Regions from separate parts of the Homo sapiens genome. Here region 1 is linked to region 2. A link is an interaction called in ENCODE POLR2A ChIA-PET data of the cell type or tissue named here. Cell type or tissue: Panc1. All regions are shown on one strand. Links, peaks and the distances in the headings refer to the core of each region. The heading gives the core; the rest is flanking DNA.

Region 1 (5,376 bases), core at 66-5,065, 280 kb after region 2:
GGGACTACAGGTGTGTGTCACCATGCCCAGCCAATTTTTGTTTGTTTGTAGACATGGGGTTTTGCCATGTTGCCCAGGCTGGGCTTGAACTCCTGGGCTCAAGAAATCTGCCTGCCTTGGCCTCCCGAAGTTCTGGGATTATAGGCCTGAGCCACTGTGCCTGGCTGATATCTGAGATTTTAATACATTGGAGAGGAACGTGGGCAGGAAAATTGATTTAAAAAATAGGCTCTGAGTTGATAATTATTGAGACTGGATTATGTGTACAGGATGATCTGTTATGCTATTTTGTCCACTTTTTATATGTTTGAAAATTTCCATGATAAAGTGTTTAAAAAGTAAATAAAACAATATTTTTCTGTAGCCCTGTAGTGTCCATCACAGTCAGAGCTTGTACTGGGCCCTGGGATGGTCACCCAGAATCTCTTGCTCCTTTGCTGTTTCCTAAAATAACCGCTTGATTTCATGCAGGTGTCATCTCCTCACACACAGCCCTGTGTCTCAAGGGAAGGTGACCCATTCCCACCTCCAGCCCTGATTAGTCTCAGCCCATCAGAGTGAGCCCAACCTTCCTGCCGATGATTAGTTCTAGAAGGACGCGGCATAGAAGGAGAGGTTTGGTGGGTCTCTGAGAACTGTTCTCCCTACTCTCCTACTCAGCTAGACAGGAGGGAGAAAGGAGGTGGCCTCAGGTACCACCAGCAACCATGCTGCAACCTGGAAGAAAACCAGCTTCAGGATGAAGCCAATGTGCTAAGCAGCAGAGCAGAAAGCTGGGAGAAGCCCAAGTCCTCGGCAGCAGTGTTGAGCTGACAGATCAAACAACCCTGAAGGCCACCTTATCGCTCAATTCCCCTCAAGGATAAATTTTCATCCTTTTTTCTTTCTTTCTTTTTTTTTTTTTTTGAGGCAGAGTCTCACTCTGTTGCCCAGGCTAGAGTGCAGTGGTACAATCTCGGCTCACTGCAACCTCCACCTCCCGGATTCAAGCGATTCTCCTGTCTCAGTCTCCCGAGTAGCTGGGACTACAGGCTCCCAACACCACGCCTGGCTAATTTTTGTATTTTTCATAGAGATGGGTTTTATCATTTTGGCCAGGCTGATCTCAAACTCCTGACCTCAAGTGATAAGCCCAACTCAGCCTCCTATGTCATAAATTTTCATATCCTTCAAGCCACTGTGTTTTTTACAACAAAGAGATAAATCTTTGTAAGTAACCAAGACTCTTCTAACAAACCCAAGGCTGAGTGAGCATTCTCCCTAACTGGTGGAATGAGCTATTAAACCTTTTTGGATCTCCGTTTCCTTATTTTGAGAGAAAAGGGAGGGGACCCCGGATCCTGCAGTCACCCGTGTTGTTTGGAATGCAGGAGGCAGGCAGTGGTACGAGGGGTCTCTCAGAAGGTGGAAACATTGGCATACCCTGGCACCATTTCGACCCAGACAGTTTTTCCTAATGTCACACCATCCTGCTTTGAATGACATTAACTTGAAGTTCCGGACACAAGATTAAGTGTCACCTTCCAAGGGGCTGATAGGAAACTTGTGCCCGGCCTTTGCTGCTGTGGATTGCTGTGAGAATGAGACAAAGGAGGGAACCCTCTTAGAGGCCTAGCAGGCACCTCGCCATCGCCAAAAAACATGGAAACAAAGGAAACTCCTGGGTTTCCTCAAGGGGAATTCTAGGCACCTAGCTGGCCCTGAGAAGTAAGTAAGCAACTTGATAAGCAAGAAGGTAAATAGTAGGTTAAAAGAACAGCCAAGGAGCTAGAATCATGGGATGTTTGGTTCCCTCTAGAAATTAAAGAACGCATCTTAACACGTGCCCCCGAGTGGTTGTTTAGACACCCAGTCTCCTGCAGACTTTGTTTAGACACCCAGTCTCCTGCAGACTTTGCATCCACTGGCACAAAGACCTCAGATAAGGGGGAACTGAGGACTGAACTCTGACTACTGTCAATTTCTTCCTCAGGGCCCTGGAGGAGGTCACAACCCTAGGCCAGAACTAACACTCTTTCCTACTGATCCCAAGTTTATTTTATTATTTTATTTTTTTATCTTAGATAGAGTCTCACTCTATCGTCCAGGCTGGAGGGCAGTGGTGATCATAGCTCACTGCAGCCTCCAATTCCTGAGTTCAAGCAATCCTCCTGCCTCAACCTCCTGAGAGCTGTGATTATGAGTGTGAGCCGTTGCACCAATTTATATATGTATGTGTGTGTGTGTGTGTGTGTAGACAGGGTCTTGCTTTGTTGCCCAGGCTGCTGAGCTCAAATTTTTAGACAAAGCTTTGCCTCCTGAACCACTTGCAGATCAGAAAATCTTTGAATCCACCTCTGACCCTCTTTGAGATGTCAAGCCTTTTTAGGTCAAATCAGTGTATAACCTCCATGCACTGATTTATGACTTTGCCTGTAACCTCTGCCTCTTCGCTTTTAAAAACCCTTACCTGTAAGCCATCAGGGAGTTCAGGGAGTTAGCTGCCCAATTCTCCTTGTTTGGCGCCCTGCAATAAATGCCTCACTTTCTCTTGCTGCAATCCTGATACCAGTGTTTGGCTTTGCTGCAGCGGGTAAATGAACCCCAGTTTAGTTCAATAACAAATACCTATGGCACCCTTTCCCTGACAGAATATTCATAACAGAAATGACGCAAATCTATTTTTATTATCATGAGATGCTGAGAAAGGGCATTAGCAGGAGTAGGAGGCTATACTAAGGCTTGGCTGTCGGACCAGGAGTTCCCGTGGCAGGGGAGGGCGTGCAGCCTGCAAAGGGCTCTGGCTTGTCCCCCATATTAGAGATGGAGTTGCTGGTCTTCCGCCTCCTCCAAGTCTCATGCTTAAGTGGACTTGAAATCCAGCGGATGGTATCATTGAACTGAGCCGCAGCAAGGCTGAAATTTAGGGGTCATTCATAAAGCAGAGAGCTCTCCTTTGGTTTCCAGTAAGAGCTGGTGTTGAGCATTTCAGGATGCAATTTATAACCTGGGGAAACCTGAGAGCAGGGGTTGTCCTGGACTCTCCTCTCTCTCATGCCCACTGCAGGCAGCCAAGCCCCAACTTTTCACTATATTAGCTCCTCAGTCTCTGATGAATTGTCCTGTCCTTCCCACCATCGCTGCCACCACCCAGGTGCAAATCATCAGTATCTCTCATCCGGACAATTGAAATATTTCCTAATGGTCTCTGAATTGATTGCTGCTGCTTGCCTACTCAGTTCTTTCCACAAAAGCCAGAACGATCCTTCAAAAATGCAAATCTCATAATGTCTTTTCCTTTCCTGGAAGCTGCCAGTTACTTCCCACTGCCCACAGTGTTCTCCACGCCGATGCCCACATTCCTCCCATCACCATTAGATGCCTGGGACATTTGACTCCAAGCCACACACCCCATTCTCCCACCTCAGGCTTTCCACCTAGGCTGATGCCTCGGTTTGGAGCTGTTAGCTCTCCACTTGCCCCTTCATTCCACAGTCCCAACTCCTTTATGTTCTATCTTACATATCACCTCTTGGAGGAGAAGTTTTCTTCCTCTGTCTCCCACTTCCAGCTAAGTCCCATCCTCTTTACATGCACCCACTGTATCTTGCCTGTCTCCTTCAAATATTCAATGTAATGGAAACTTTCTTCCTCATTCAATTAAAAGGGTAGAGATTTTGTTCACGGTGCTCCACACTCCATCCCAAGCAGCTGTCACAGTGCCTGGCACACAATCAATGATTAGGAAATAAATATCGGCTGGCTGCCTATCAGGTGTGGCCCCAACTACCCCCTCGAGACTCTCTTTGGCCTCTTAATTAAGCATCTACGGAGCTTCACACCTACAAAGTTCCTGCTGGCGGGGACAGAATATGGAAAGAAATGGATGTAGACAGAGTCCGGTTTGGAACCTGGAAGCAAGGCTGTTGCCTTCCAGAGAGAAAATGTCTCGGTTAGAATTCTGGACATTCTCCACACAAGCAGACTTTTTTCTTACTCTTTGTTCTAAAATGTTGGTGTCACTCAAAGATACAGACTACAGACTTCAAACAGAAAGCGTAGGCTGAGAGGAAGAAAGGCCGGAGCCATTTCCTGTTCCCCCTGCACTGCACGCCAGGGGAGAGGGCGTCCTTGTCCCCTTCCTGCCTCCTCAGTAGTATGTGGAAGCCTTGGAGGTTCCCAAGTCAGTGTCTCTCCTGGGCTGCAGAAAGAGGTCTGGTGGGAGAAACCACAGCTGGGATGCCGGGGGTGGGGTGAGGTTCCCATGAGGGCCCATGCGTGGGAGCCACTGGTTTCTTCCCTTGGAAGGACATGGGCACTTGGAGTAGCTCACCTTCCTGAAGGGAGATGTGGCCGTGGGGGAAGGCAGCTTCTCCTCCATGGACGGCTGTCGGCCTCCTTCTCAGGGTAAGGGGAGCTTCATTTCCACTCCCTTTCTTCAGAGTCAACCACAGACACCTGAAGCTCATTTCCATGTGCCTCTCTGGAAAAATCAGAGTTGCTTTATCCTGCAGTTCCGTGTGGAAGAGCTGAGAGTGTTCTGCCAGGAAATGCAGTCGCCGGGCACAGTGGCTCATGCCTGTAATCCCAGCACTTTGGGAGGCTGAGGGGGGCAGATCACCTGAGCATTTTCAGAGGCCAAGGCGGGTGGATCATGAGATCAGGAGTTCGAGACCAGCCTGGCCAACATGGTGAAACCCCATCTCTACTAAAAATACAAAAATTAGCTGGGTGTGGTGGCGGACACCTATAATCCCAGCTACTAGGGAGGCTGAGGCAGGAGAATTGCTTGAATCTGGGAGGCAAAGGTTGCAGTGAGCCGAGTTCGCACCACTGCACTCCAGCTGGGTGACAGAGCGAAACTCTGTCTCAAAGCAAAAAAAAAAAAAAAAGAGAGAGAGAGAGAGCACAGTGGCCAGCATCTGGCCCTAGCCAGGATGGCTGAGAAATCAAGGCGTCCTACAGATGGGCCTGGTTACAGGGGCTCTGGGGGCCCTGCCATATCGGAGATGGGTGGGGGAGCAGGTGGTAAGCGTGGGACAGTGTCAGCTGGTGCAGTGTGGCGGAGTTCAGCAGCCTAGGTTTGGACGTAGCCATGTGACTTTGAGCTCTTCCTCTTCAAGGCCGACTGTTCTTTGGTGTAATAATATGGAGCTGGTTGTGTGTACCTGGAGAGAATCGTCTGTGGATTTCTGAGCTCGAAAGCTGCCTGGACGGATTCAAGAGGTGACGTGCACAGCTATGTCTTGGGGGCTGAGCCCAAGGGGCCTGACCGGTGCCTTCTGCGCTGCCATGCTGCCCTCATAGTGGCTTCTGGGACACCGTCAGCCCTGTGCTCCCCAGAGCCTGCATCAGAACTTCTCGAACTTTTCTGCTGAAGTGTCCCTAAGAAGAGCA
Region 2 (5,376 bases), core at 110-5,109:
GATGTTGTCATTCTTTGGCTCTCCAGGAAGTCACTAAGTAAAGTCTTTGAGCTGCCCAAAAAACTCTTGCCATATCCTTTGCTCTTGACCTGTCTGCTTTTGCTTTGACTAGACCACTTCCATCCTTAGCAGCCATTGCTTTGATTGTGCTTTGTTTTCAGGATTGTACTGGTAGAGCCACGTTTCATCTCCTGTTACAATTCTTTGAAAAAAATGCTTCACGGCCTTGATCCCGCTTGTTTTATATTCCCATTGAACATTTTGCTCTTGTCTGCAGCTGATCTGGGAACAACGGTTTTGGCACTCATCTAGTGGAAAGTTTGCTCAACTTTAATTTCAGTCAGAATTGTGCACATTGGGCCAATTGAGATGTCAATGGTCTTGGCTATTGTTTGTACTATTAATCATCAATCCTCTGCAATCAGGACACAAACAAGATGAATTTTTCCCTCACAAATTTATGTGGATTGTCTGCTGTTCCAGGCTTTATATTCAACATCATCTTGTCCCTTCTTATATTAGTTATATATTTGTAAACTGATTTATTTGAGGATACTGCCCCCATAAATTTTTCATGAAACATCAGTGATTTCACCATTCTGCCACCTAAGACTCATCATCAATTTGATGTTTGTTCTTGCTTCAATTTTAACAGAATTGATGTTGCTCTAATAGGGACTATTTCCAAACTGATGTCTTATCCTTCTAAATGCCTCAAACTAGATCCTGTTCAGACAAGTTACAACAAATTAGTATGAGTTTATTTGGCGGCAAAATTTTTTTGAAATCCATGCATAGTTTTTTCATAATATGCATTTTTCATGAACTTCTCAAAGACATTGTATATGCTTTATGAGAAGCTACTGAACAGCTTGACAAAGTGATTGTACCATTTTACGCTTCTACCCATGATGAATAAGCATTCCAATCATTCATAGGAATAACTGACTTGAATTACACTCGTGTTGTAACCAATACTTGATATTGTCAGTCTTTCGAATTTCAGCTGTTACAATGGGTGTGATCTCTCGTGATTTTAATTTGCATTTCCCTCACAACTAGTGATGTTAAACATCTTTGCATGCACTTATTGGATAATCTCATGTCTTTTCTGAGGTATCTTAAGTCTTTTGACCCTATGTTGTTTATCCTTTTATCCCTGATTTATAGGGATTCTTTCTATATTCTGGGTACCAGGTTTTTTTTTAATCACATATATGTATTATAAATATTTTCTCCTAATCCATAGCTTGCCATTACACTTCCTTAGACTTTGTTTTCAATTTTATTTTCCACTATATTTCTAGGCTCCAGGTCTTCCCTCAATTGCTAACCTAAGCTCAAATAGAATACACCGTTTATTGAGCACTTACTGTGAGCCCTCTACTGTGCTAAGCTCTTTATACCTCCTATGCTACTCACGACAATTCTGGGAGGCAAATAACAGTCACCACATTGAATCAATAGGGAAAGCAGCTAAACAACCTCCCAATATCACCCAGCCAGTAAGAAACAGAAAGACTTTAAGCAATGGGGTTCAATAATGGCTGCACATTTGAGTTACCTAAAATGCAGGCGAGGTAAAAATTACTAATGCCCAGGCTCCAATCTCAGAAATTTTGATTTAATTGATCTGAGGAGGAGGCCCAGGTATGGGTAACTTTTTAAAGCTCATTGGAATCACAAAATTGGGGTATAAAATAAATAGATAGATAGATAATAGATAGATAAAAAATTAAAAGTTCATCGAGTGATTCTAGGGATCAGAAACTCTGATTCAAAATGTGCTCTGAGCTCCCTGCTGCATCATACAGTTTGGCTCCAGAAGATTGCCCTGTCCCCCAGTGCAGAAAGAGTTAAATGACAGGCAGTCCGGGAGACCATCTCTCAGCATCATTTACAGGCTGTGCAAAGAGAAAGTGTGCCTGGCTGACGCAGTTCTCACTGTGCAGACTGGAGATGCTTTGGGTTTTAATTTAAGGAGCTCTTTAAAATCTTCTCTCTCCTCCACCCCCACTTTCCCAGGAGACATCATATCCAGACGTCAGCTCATAAAACCAGGTCCAATTTTGGAGGCTGCAGTGATCTGGGAACCATCCAATGTGTCCTTGCAGACAGGCAGTCACAACTCGGAAATGACGATTGCATAGAGGTTTCAATGTCGCATGCAAATAGCCTATCTCGCTGACAATTTTCAACTTGCTGTCATTTAATGATGCTTCCCCGCTCTCCAAGGAAAGCTGGCACCAAGTGGGGGAGGGGTTCCTGCTTTTCTTTTCAGTGCTCCACTCATACCACTGTGGCTTTCAGAAGCTGAGCTGGGAGTTCTGAAAAGCCAATATCTTTATCAAGTGGGAAAGGAGAGAGAGCCAGGCAGAGATAGGTTTCTCTAAAATAAGACCCTACTTGATTTTTCTCCCTGGGACATTTATAGCTCATAGCAATGAGCCCCAAAGATCCTTATTTGTCCTAGAATCAGAACCCTAGTCTCACTCAGCTGAGGGTAGGGGGAATTTAATGAGTATTTCTGTAGAGCTTTGAAAATTACCACCATCACTTCAGTGTCAAAAACACAGACAGCGGCCAGGCACGGTGGCTGATGCCTGTAATCCCAGCACTTTGGGAGACCAAGGAGGGTGGATCACCTGAGGTCAGGAGCTCGAGACCAGCCTGGCCAACATGGTGAAACCCTGTCTCTACTAAAAATACAAAAATTAACGGGGCGTGGTGGCAGGCACCTGTAATCCCAGCTACTCGGGAGACTGAGGCAGGAGAATCGCTTGAACCTGGGAGGCGGAGGTTGCAGTGAGCCGAGATCGTGCCATTGCACTCCAGCCTGGGGGACAAGAGTGAGACTTTGTCTCAAAAACAAACAAACAAAAAACAAACAAATGAAAAACAACACAGACGGCTAGGTATGGTGGCTCACACCTATAATCCCAGCACTTTGGGAGGCTAAGGCAGGAGGACGCTCAAAGCCAGTAGTAGCTCAAGACCAGCCTGGGCAACAAAGCAAGATCCTGTCTCGACGAAGAATTTTTAAAAATCAACCTGGTGAGATGGCACACCTGTAGTCTCAGCTACTTGGAAGCTGAAGTGGGAGGATCATTTGAGCCCAGGATGTGGAAGCTGCAGTGAGCTATGATTGTGCCACTGCTCCAGCGTGGGCGACAAAGCAAGAACCTGTCTCTAAAAAAAAATGTAAAAATGTTTAAAACCACAGCGTATATAGAACAATATTGGATATTTGTTCCTGGCCAACAAGCTTTCATTGAGCAATGTGTAAGAACTGCTGAGGGGGAACAAAATAATCCACCTCAGAACAGAATCTCTCCCCAGAAAGCTCAGGCACCATGCGTTGCAGAACAGAGAGGCTTGTTTCCGGAATGAAGACAGGGTTCAGGGGCACCTCGAGTAGCAGCTGAGGCCTGAAGCACTGCATCTAGAGCAGTGGTTTTCAAAGTATGGTCTCTGAGACAACAGCATCACCTGGGATGTAGTAAAAATGCAGATTCCCAGGGCTTGTCTCAGACTTTCTGAGTCAGAAACTTGGTGGGGTGCAGTGGGGGGGGTGGGGGGGGCAGTAATCTGCATTTTAACAAGTCCTCCAGGTGATTCTAATTCAATTTAAAGTTTGAGAACCATTGACGTAGTCTGGACTCCAGAAAATCATCTTGGAAATTTTGAGCCCTGCTGGATTACAGGCAGGAGGGCGGCAGGGAAGGACCCTGCTTTAAGCTATTGCAGTCATTTCCTCCCTAGTGTAAATGGGGATGGGAGTGGAGGTGGAGGGGGTGAAGGTGAGAACACCGGAGGCAGAGAGGCTGAGGAGGTAGAGGAGCACATCTTTTCTGCCTTCCCTGTGGAAGCAGGATCCACCCAGTGCAATGATAAAGCAGCTGCCTGAATAGGATCCTGCCCTCTGTTTCACAGGCATGGGGTCTGCAAATGCGTCTGGAAGGGTTACATGGTGGGATAGAGTTAGGTGAGATGGCCACAGGGAGGATCTCAGGATCAGTCCGGAGATCAACCCTAACTGGCTGCTGTGTACAACCTGCACAACAGTACATGGTAGCCCTGCTCAGGAAACAGGAGCTGAAATAAATAGAAGCTTCATCCTCAGAGCAAAGAAGAGATATGAAGGCGAATGCCAGGGTTGAGGGGGGCAGTAGATGAAAGAGAAGATGAGCTCCAGAACAAGGTGTTTTAAGGGATTTGTTCTGATCAGGTCTGGTAAGACACACAGACACCGAAATGACTCATTGTAATTGCCAAAGCCAATGCACTGAGAATAGCAGCGGTTTTTTTTTTTTGGTTTTTTTTTTTTTGTTTTTTTGCAGCAAATAAACAGTTTAATAATCACAGGGCCAGCCAAGTGGAAGAATGAGAGTTAGCTCTTAAATCCATCTCCCCAAGAATTTGGAGGCTAGAGTTTTTCAGGGATCATTTGGTGGGCAGGCAGCCAAGGAATGGGGAGTGCTGATTGGTAGGTTGGAGGCTGAAATCATGGGGGTCGAAGCTATCTTCTTGTGCTGAGTCCATTCCGGGGTGGGGGTCATAAGACCAGTCGAGCCAGTTCCATGGTATGGGTTACTGGTCCGGGTGGTGCCAGCTGGTCTATCAGAATGCAAGGTCTGAAAGGTACCTCAGATGCCAGTTTTAGTTTTTACAAAAGTGGTGTTCTCTATAGAAGCGTTTGGGGGAGGTTACAAATCTTGTGACCTCTGGCCACACAACTACTAAACCCCATTCTATCCTCGTTGCTAATTTTTTATTGGTTTTACAAAGGCAATTTTGGTCCCTGAGCAAGGTGGGGGTTAGTTTCAGGAAGGGGCAGTTATGATCTTTGTTTTAAAGTGAAACTATAAACTAAATTCCTCTCCTGTTTAGCTTGGCCTACACCCAGGAAGGAGCAAAGGCAGTTAGCTTGTGAGATTAGAAGCAAGACGGAGTCATTTGGGTCAGATTTTTCTCATTGCCATAATTTCTGTCAGATTTCTCTCATTGTCACAAATTTTACAAAGGCGATTTCATTATGAAGAAAGGTTTTTTGGTTGTTTTTGTTTGCTTGTTTGTTTGTTTTTGAGACAGGGTCTCACTTTGTCACCCAGGCTGGAGTGTAGTGACACAATCTCAGCTCACTGCAGCCTCCAGTTTCCTGGCCCAGGTGATCCTCCCACCTCCACCCCACCCAGTAGCTGGGACTACAGGCCTGTGCCACCACGCCTGGCTAATTTTTTTGTGTTTTTAGTAGAGAAGGGATTCACCATGTTGAAACCAGGTTCAAGACCACCAGACTGGTCTTGAACTCCTGAGCTCAAGTGATCCTCCTGCCTTGGCTTCCCAAAGTGCTGGGATTACAGACGTGAGCCACTG

What was found. ChIA-PET counts read pairs that join two places held together with the same protein. Peaks named below come from ENCODE experiments on the same cell type or tissue, not always from the same donor. Only the 100,000 strongest peaks of a DNase experiment are listed, where the experiment ranks them.
Region 1: POLR2A ChIA-PET joins it to region 2 with 7 read pairs; 1 of 35 experiments calls an interaction of 5 or more read pairs at or near these places.

The regions. Positions count from the first base shown.
Region 1 is chr2:148,539,011-148,544,386 of GRCh38, reverse strand. No RefSeq gene overlaps it. Among named protein-coding and RNA genes, the nearest start is that of EPC2, 100 kb to the left of the region's middle. RefSeq lists a silencer at 1,386-1,579. In Panc1, for the core only: no CTCF peak of the experiment used is centred there; a DNase peak (open chromatin) is centred at 2,264.
Region 2 is chr2:148,814,136-148,819,511 of GRCh38, reverse strand. No RefSeq gene overlaps it. Among named protein-coding and RNA genes, the nearest start is that of KIF5C, 58 kb to the left of the region's middle. In Panc1, for the core only: no CTCF peak of the experiment used is centred there; no DNase peak of the experiment used is centred there; H3K4me3 peaks cover 1,100 bases; H3K27ac peaks cover 2,556 bases.